Linked DNA regions of Homo sapiens: region 2 is linked to region 1. A link is an interaction called in ENCODE POLR2A ChIA-PET data of the cell type or tissue named here. Cell type or tissue: PC-9. All regions are shown on one strand. Links, peaks and the distances in the headings refer to the core of each region. The heading gives the core; the rest is flanking DNA.

The links. Peaks named below come from ENCODE experiments on the same cell type or tissue, not always from the same donor. Only the 100,000 strongest peaks of a DNase experiment are listed, where the experiment ranks them.
Region 2: POLR2A ChIA-PET joins it to region 1 with 5 read pairs; 2 of 35 experiments call an interaction of 5 or more read pairs at or near these places.

What each region holds. Positions count from the first base shown.
Region 1 is chr5:135,351,217-135,355,611 of GRCh38, reverse strand. MACROH2A1 (macroH2A.1 histone) reads left to right here. Exons shown (of 9, transcript NM_138610.3): 6 at 2,567-2,666. Among named protein-coding and RNA genes, the nearest start is that of MACROH2A1, 46 kb to the left of the region's middle. In PC-9, for the core only: no CTCF peak of the experiment used is centred there; no DNase peak of the experiment used is centred there.
Region 2 is chr5:135,401,516-135,405,910 of GRCh38, reverse strand. No RefSeq gene overlaps it. Among named protein-coding and RNA genes, the nearest start is that of MACROH2A1, 4.5 kb to the right of the region's middle. RefSeq lists an enhancer at 1,940-2,506. In PC-9, for the core only: no CTCF peak of the experiment used is centred there; a DNase peak (open chromatin) is centred at 1,890.

The DNA of each region.
Region 1 (4,395 bases), core at 257-4,256:
TCCCCTTCCCATTCTCTTCCCCTGATGCACACATCCCAAGCACACACTTTCTAGTCAAGATTGTTTAAAAATACATATTTGTACACATTTTACAGCAAAAAAACTTTTGTGGCTCAGCTGCATACCCTGAGGACTTCTGCTGAGCCCCAGTGCATAGCAGAGCATAGTTGGAAAATCACAGCTCTAGCCTCATCCACAGATGTGAAGAGTGAAACAGCACTTGGTTGGCAGGAAATCCTCAATGCTGAGTAGTAGTGGCTCCCTGAGGTACTGTAGTCTGCACTTCCAAGAGTGGGGATGCCTCTGGTCAGAAGGGAAGGTAGTGAGTCCAAAGGAAGCTGAGAATTCTCCATGAGCTTGAGTTCTGTTCGCAACTGCTCCCTTCCTTCAGCAAATCCAAGTTTCCCCCAGAGAATCCCATTCCCCTAGACAGAGCAGGTGGTTCTCCCGCGAAGAGAGTCAGATACAGGCCACTGAGGGGGTCTTCCTGGCTAGCTGAAGCAGAGCCCGCCAAAATAGCTTCTTTTCCAATGAAACATTTCTGAATATAACACCAGAAGCATCTATACAATTGGAAAAAATTGCGTGAATTTTAAGGATTGAACATGTATTGTTTTAAACATAGGAATTTATAGGTGCCTTAAAAGCATACACATCCACATTACACTGAGTAGATCGAGTCTTTTTCTCCTTTGCCTGCCTTCCTCACCAACCTCCTGCCTCTTCACACTGTGTGGGGTGTGTTTTGGTGGTGTGTGGTGGGGAGTATTGGCTTAATTTGAGTTTTTGTAAATAGCATTTGCTTGGAGCCAAATGCAGAACTAAATAATAGAGTAAAATCCTTTGCCTTGTTCTAAATCCTGAGAGTTCACTTGCCTTACCCTAAGGCCCCCGACTCTGTGCCCACCCACACCCCTACTCCCCAGTGGCAGCAGTCAGGCCCCAGCCCCCATGCTGTCTCTTTTCTGTGCCTCTGTCCTGGTGCCAGGGCTCTGAGCTGCTGAGAGCTTCGCTTTGTGAGATCACCCCCATGGCTTCCTTCAGCTTCAAGGGTGTGGGTGGCCTCTAAATCACTCTATAGTGCGAGGAGCAATAACCCAGAAAGTCCATATGAATAATACTTGGTCCTCTTCTCTGAGTCTTTAACCAAAAATGAAGTCCACTGCCCTGGCCAGAATTCTTCCTTGGCTGTTTGACAAAACTTAATTCCACAACTGTTTCCTCCCAGAGGATGACTCTTAGTGTAAGCACATCCCTCTTTGAGAATCTGACTGTTTCTGGGAATCAAAAATGTGGGTTTATATTTCCGATACTTCTGGAGTGCCAGGTTGTTTGGTTTTGTTTTCAACAAAATGTTTGGCCCTAGAAATGCAGCAACTTGCTCTGTTGCCAGGAGCTTCCCTGCCAAGTGTCTTGTGCACAGCCCTCTCCTGGGTGAGCTCCTGGACAAAGCCTCATGCCCTGGTAAACCCTGCAGACTGCAGCCACTATTCTGGCCTAGGTCATAGTCTTGAGCACCAGCTCTGCTAGGGCTACTCAGGCATTGCACTTGTCTGCAGGTGTTAGGAATTTATGTTACTGAAGAGTGAGCAATGTCATTGTGAGAGCATGTGCAAGAGCAAGCTTTCCTGCAATACCTAAAGAAAAGCAAGGGGAATAGTAGGACCTGGGACAGCAGTCCTAGGCCCATTAATTCCCCTTGCCCCTCTGACAGAATTTCGAACTCAGTATTCTTCGAATACTCAGATGCCAGGGTTGCCATTGTAACAGAATAACAGTGGCTGGGGGACACCCATTCAGTGGCTCTTCAGAAAGAACAAATTCACTGGGTGGATATAACACTTAAGGAAAATGCTCAATAAGCCACCCATTGAGTCTCAGAGCAACCTGACCAACAAGGTGAAAACCATTTAAAAGACACATTGTCTTGCTGGAGAACCTTCCTCCCCTGGGTTTCACCATGGAACTTCAGCATTACATGACTAATGGGCACGTAAATTAAATGTTACTAAGCAAGAGACTATTCTCACTTCTTGCCACCCTGAGCAGGGCAGGGAAGCCAGCCAGCAGTCACAGTGATGGGGACAGCCTTAAAGGCCCATAGTCACTTGGAAGACAATGGCAGAGCCCTTAGGGGTTTGCCCAAGCCAGGTAGGATGTTAGCACCAGCCTAGTGCTCAAGGATGAGGACAGTCACATCCACCAGCCCCCAACCCTCAGCAATGAGTACTCATTCTAGGTCCTGATAGCTGCCTTACTTTGGCCCCCAGATCACAAGTCCCTTTAAAGGAAAGCTGATCTCCTCGTCCACTGTGGCTTGTGCTTCCTTTTGTCCCAGGTGCCACCCACGGGCTCTGAACATTCATCCTAGTTTGCTTGCTCCCGCATCCCGAGCAGCATTTGAGTCTTATGTTTGAAATGGGTTCATTTGAGCCAGCAACTCCCTGCTTCCCTTTTGTGCCTCGTGCACTTGGAGTGTCCACTGTCCTTTACCTGTATCCCAAGGCTCCTTCTCTGAGACTTCCCAGCTCTCCTGTTATTTCCCACCTCATGCTTTTCTTTGCAGCTGAACCTTATTCACAGTGAAATCAGTAATTTAGCCGGCTTTGAGGTGGAGGCCATAATCAATCCTACCAATGCTGACATTGACCTTAAAGATGACCTAGGTAATTGGGGACGGGGTTCGGCACCACCAGCTGTCAGATGAAAAGTTATGGAACCCAGAATTTAGGCATTTCATCTTCCCAGACTTTACAGTGGTCAAGCCAAATTTCCAAATCCAAGATTGATATTTGAGTGTAGACGCTGAATATCAACTTACTCCAGGCCATTCCAAGTGTAAACGGTCTGTTTCATTAAGTGTGATTGGCTACTCTCTCCTCAATTGCAAATACATTGCCATCTGAATTCTCTTCCATAATGATCAAACTGACTGCTGGTTACTTGGGGAGGGATTTTTAAACGTGTTGGTTTTTGTTTGTTTTTTTGTTTTTACTTTAGAACTGAAAAATCTCAGGTAACTACAAAATGATAGTTTCTCCATTTAAACCTTAATTAGAAATGACAAAGCTTGAAAGAGAAGACAGGCCACATCAGTATGCTATTAAGCTGTCTTTAGTCCACAATTTACTACCATCACTTCAACTTTTCTTTAGAACTGAAAACAGTATATGACTGAATGCCACCTTCTTGAATTATTTGGCTAGAGGATGGTATTAAACAGAAGGGCAATATCTCCAAGTGAGTTCTTATGGAGGAAAACTGCCCCAGAGCCATGGTGTCTCCCTGTTCAAGATGGCAGATGGTTCAGGGCAGACTGAGAGGTGCCCCTCAAGTGTCCTGCCTCTATGGCTTTATCTTTGCATATGTGGCACTGTCAGCTCAATGGCACGACAGGGCTGCTCTGCTGCTCTTCGATGTAGAGGCTTGCCAGGGGAAATAGGCACACAGATGCAGCCTCCTTCCTAACCCTCAACTGCAATCTATTTTGTATCCCTTGAGCTCTCAGCTTCTGCTGTTTTTGTCAGATAGCAGACTTCCTTACTGGGAGATACACTCATTCCATGGGCCCAGGCCTGACCCACACGAACTGGGTGCAACAGTGGGCTGAAAACATGAGGACTGGACTCAAGAGTGTCCAGCTTGAACTTGTTTTCCAACTGCCTTATACAGATACTTAAAAAAAAAAAGGCCACAAGCTAGAAAAAGCAAGGATTCTATCCAAAGCACATTTTATACTAAAATACAAAGGCCAGGTGCAGTGGCTCACACCTGTAACTCCAGCGTTTTGGGAGGCTGAGGCAGGAGGATTGAGTGAGGCCAGGAGTTGGAGACCAACCTGGGCAAGATAGTGAGACCTCATCTCTACAAAAAATAAAAAACTTAGCTGGGCTTGGTGACACGTGCCTGTAGTCTCAGCTACTCAGGAGGCTGAGGCAGGAGGATTGCTTGAGCCCAGGAGTTCGAAGCTGCAGTGAGCTATGATTGTGCCACTGCACTCCAGCCTAGGCAACAGCAAGATCCTATCTGTAAAAAAAAAAAAAAAAAAAAAAAAAAAAAAAAAAAAAATTAAACCATAAAAATAAGATAGGCTAGAGTAAGAGATGGGCCTGGAAAAATATTGATAGAGATCGGCCCATATGTTGAGGGGAAAAAATAAAGGCAGTCCTCTACATATATCAATACTGTTCTCTGGGTTTTCAAGAGAAATCCCTTGAAGGTAGACAAAATGGTAAATGTCACAAGAATAAAAATCAAAGCCTGCAAGTTGACTGCTGCAGACAGAATGGAGAAACTTGTTGTTTTGGTTGGCCTGATGGTCCACTTTTTTTTTTTTTAAACAGATGCCATGTTTTAGTAGCCTTCTCAGTGGGATGCCAGCTTTATAGGCTTTTG
Region 2 (4,395 bases), core at 173-4,172, 50 kb before region 1:
GTTCAAGCTTTTGAACTTTTGCCAGTCTGGTAAGTAAGAAATGGTTTCTATGTGTGGTTTTGTTTGCACTCCTTTTATGTATGAAGTTGAATATCTTTCCATACTTTAAGTACCATTTTTATATCTCTTTGTATTAGTTGTTCATATCTTCTGGATATCTTTCAATAAGATATTAATTAATTTTCAGAAGTTTTTTTTGTTTTTGTTTTTGTTTTTTGAGACAGGGCCTGGCTCTGTTGCCCAAGCTGGAGTGCAGTGGCATGATCTCAGCTCACTGCAGCCTCAGGCTCCCTGGCTCAAGCATCCTCCCATCCCAGCCTTCCAAGTAGCTGGGACTACAGGCACATGCCACCACACCCAGTTAATTTTTGTATTTTTTGTAGAGATGGGGTTTCACCATGCTGCCCAGGCTGATCTTGAAATCCTGGGCTCAAGCTATCTGTCCATGCTATCTGCCCTCCCAAAGTGCTGAGATTACAGGCATAAGCCACTCTGCCTGGCCAGAAGATATTAGGGAGTGCTATGAACTAAATTCTGTCTCCCCCAGATTCATATGTTGAAGCTCTAACCTCCAATGTGATGGTAATTGGAGATGGAGCCTTTAGGAGGTAACGAAGTTTAAATGAGATCATAAGGATGGGGCCCTAATCCAATACAATTAGTGTCTTTATAAGAAGTGACATCAAAGAATGCTCTTTCTAGCCCCCCAATAAACCCCCACACACCCATGCAAAAAATGCTATGTGAGGACGAAGCAGTTGTCCACAAGCCAGGAAGAAAGGAAGAAAGCCCTTTCCAGAAACCAAACACTGGTGGAACATTGAGCTTGGACTTTCAAGCCTCCATAACTGTGAGAAAATTAGTTCCTATTGTTTAAGCCACTCAATCTATGGTATTTTGTTATGGCAGCCCAAGAAGACTAAGGCAAGGACAATAGTTTTTATCTGTGCTATATTTTGCCAATGTTTTCTTCCATTTTGTCATTTGACTTTTTAATGGTGTTTTTCTTTCCATGCAAAAGTTTTGCTTTTTTTTTTTTTTTGGGACAGAGTCTCACTCTGTCGCCCAGGCTGGAGAGCAGTGGCGCGATCTCGGCTCACTGCAAGCTCCACCTCCCGGGTTCACGCCATTCTCCCGCCTCAGCCTCCCTAGTAGCTGGGACTACAAGCGCCCGCCACCACGCCCGGCTAATTTTTTGTATTTTTTAGTACAGACGGGGTTTCACCGTGTTAGCCAGGGTGGTCTCAATCTCCTGACCTTGTGATCCGCCCGCCTCGGCCTCCCAAAGTGCTGGGATTACAGGCGTGAGCCACCGCACCTGGCCGTTTTGCTTTTTTTTTTAAGGAAGGAATATTACAGTACTCTTTTCAGATAATTGTGGATATTGTTCTCTGATTCTATACTAAAACTCAACAAGTGGTCAGCTCTTAAAGGTTAGTAGTTATGTAGAATCTGAAAACATCACTAACTTTTCATACTCTGTGACATTAAATCCATCGGTTTATCTTGCACTTTGAATGGATCTTTTTACCTATGCATAATTTTGTGACATCTTACATGGGTCATTTGAAAAATATTGGCTAGCTAACTTATGCAGATTTTCCAAATGTTGACTGATTTTAAAATACAACATCAAAAAGTCATATTAGTTAACACTATCACCAATCTCATCAGAAAAGTATTGGGAAGCTGTCAAGTTCATGGTAGCAGATACAAGCTTTTAAATTTTAAAAAATTTGTTTCATTAAGGACATTCTCAGTTCTTAAGTGAAACTAACACTCTCTTTCTGTGGTGTGTGTGTGTGTGTGTGTGTGTGTGTGTGTGTGTGTGTGTGTGAGATGAGGTGAAGAATTCTATGGCTGCTAGTACAGTTTGGGGCCACTGCCTTGACTCATGCTAAGCCTCCAGCTATTTACCCAACAATGCTTTTGTGTCATCAGTGCAGATGTCAACACAGTGAAAAAGGCAAATGAGGCTTTCATATTATTATGAAAATAGTTTTGGTCACAGATCACTTGAAAGGGTCTCAGGGACCCCATTGTGGTCTGCAGAGCACATTTTCACTGCTCTACAGGTATCCTAAATCCTTCAACCTGTATTTTCAATCCAGTTCTAACCTCAGGGGAAAAAATATTTAAATTCAGAGATGCCTCTAGGCATGAAAAGAGGTAATACAGTCCTCTTCCTTCCTACAAACTCTCTAGGATGGTTTCCCATGGCCCCTTTGTTATTCCTCATTAAGGGTAACTACTCACCTGTACTTATCTTAAACAAGGGCATTAACTGCCTCAGCTTCCTGACTAGATGCAGTTACAGGCCCGCATACCACGCCCAGCTAATTTTTGTATTTTTAGTAGAGATGGGGTTTCACCATGTTAGCCAGGCTGGTCTCAAACTCCTGACCTCAAGGGATTTGCCCACCTTGGCCTGACAGAGTGCTGGGGTAATAGGCGTGGGCCACTGCGCCTGGCCAATCTTTAAAAATATTCATAACATCTTTATAATAGAGTTGGAAACAGCCTGAAAGAAGAAAAAATAAGGAGTTGGTTAAATTAACGATGGCCAAGCTTGTGGATATTGTGAAGCAGTAGTTCTCAAAATGTAGTCTGCAGTCCCCCGAAGGTCACTGAGACCCTTCCTGGAGGTACAAAAAGTCACAACTATTTTCATGTTAACATTAAGACATTATTTGACTTTTCCCTGTGTTGATCTTTGCACAAATGGTGCAAGAACAGTAGTGGATAAAACTGCTGGCGACTTACCACAAATCAGCAATGGCATCATCCCATACTCATCATCATTTTATTATTTATTATGAAGCACTCACAGCCAAAAAAAAAAAAAAAAAAAAAAAAAGAGAGCCAGTTTAACTTAAGAATGTCCTGATGAAACAGTAAAAAGCATTAATTTTATTAAATCTGACCCTTTGGAACACATTTTAAAATATTCCACGTGACCAAATGGGAAGTACGCATACAGCATTTCTACTAGGATGGTCATCTTGAGGAGAAGCACGTGTGCAATTGAGCTGTGAGTTAAACTAGCTGCTTTTCTCATGGAACACTAGCTTTTCTTGAAACAAGGGCTGACAGCAAGGCTGCATTACACTTTCATGGCCCTAGGCACTTTTACCTTCATGAGTCCCTTCTTCTATAAAACAATAGAAAAAAAATTTTACAACCGTGTTCGTAGAAAGACAAATATATTAACATTATATATTAAAATATTTTCTTCAATATAAAAGAACTAACTTTCATTTTCTTCTGATTTTAAAAGAAATTAAGACATTTTCGTGGGCCCATAAAGTCCTGGGGGCCTGAGTACTGTTTCTAATGGAGAAGCTACACCTGACAGACAAACTATGGGTATTCAGAATTGGGTGTACGTAGGGCTGAATACTCCACGAGGCACAGTTTTAATATACAATATTAATTTATTTGTCTTTATACCAGTGCAGTTGTCTTTTTAGTGGAGGAAAGGGCCCATGCAGGCAAAAATGCCTATGGCCCATGAAAGTCATAATGTGGTCCTTTGTTTGTGGTAGACATTTTCTTGAAAATGAATGAAATGAACCTGTCATTTCTAGGAAAATCACTGTGACATTATGTTGTCAGTGATAAACTTGAGCTTTCAAGCAGAAATTACAATTTTGGGAAACTCGTATCTGCCACCAAGAGCTTGACAACTTCCCAATACTCAAAAACCTTCAGATGAGATCAGTGGTGCTATTAATAGATGTGATTTTCTAATATTGTACAATGAAATGTGTTTACATTTGTAAGATCCGTATAAATCAGTGAACTGATATTTCCCAAATGATCAATGTATGATTTTACCAAATTATGCATAGCTAAAGGACCCAGTCAAGATATAAAATAGGCCAATGGATTTTAATGTATTAACTGAGTTCAAAAGTTTATTGATTTTTTTTTTCAGGTTCTACATTGCACTTAACCTTTAAGAAACGACTCCTTGCATTTTGGTGTGGTATGAAAAAAGAACATCTGTAATTATCTGAAAAGGCGATTAAAATCCTCTATTCTTTCCCATATACATATCTACATAAGGCTGAATTTTCTTCACATACTTCAAACAAAACAACATATAGTGACCGACTGAATGCAGGAGGAGGCATGAAACCAGCTATCTTCTATTACACCAGACATTCAAGAGCCGTGCAAAACTGTAAAACAATGCCACTCTTCCCACTAATTATTTTTGTTTGGAAAGTATAATTATTTTTCTAAAATACATTATTTATGTAATATAATTTCTTTCCATGTTAACATTTTTAAAATAAATTAATAAATATTTACTTTTTCTCAGTTTTTATTTCTAATAAAGCAAATATTGATAGATGTAACCTATAAAACAAAAGCTCTTCAGGGTTCTCA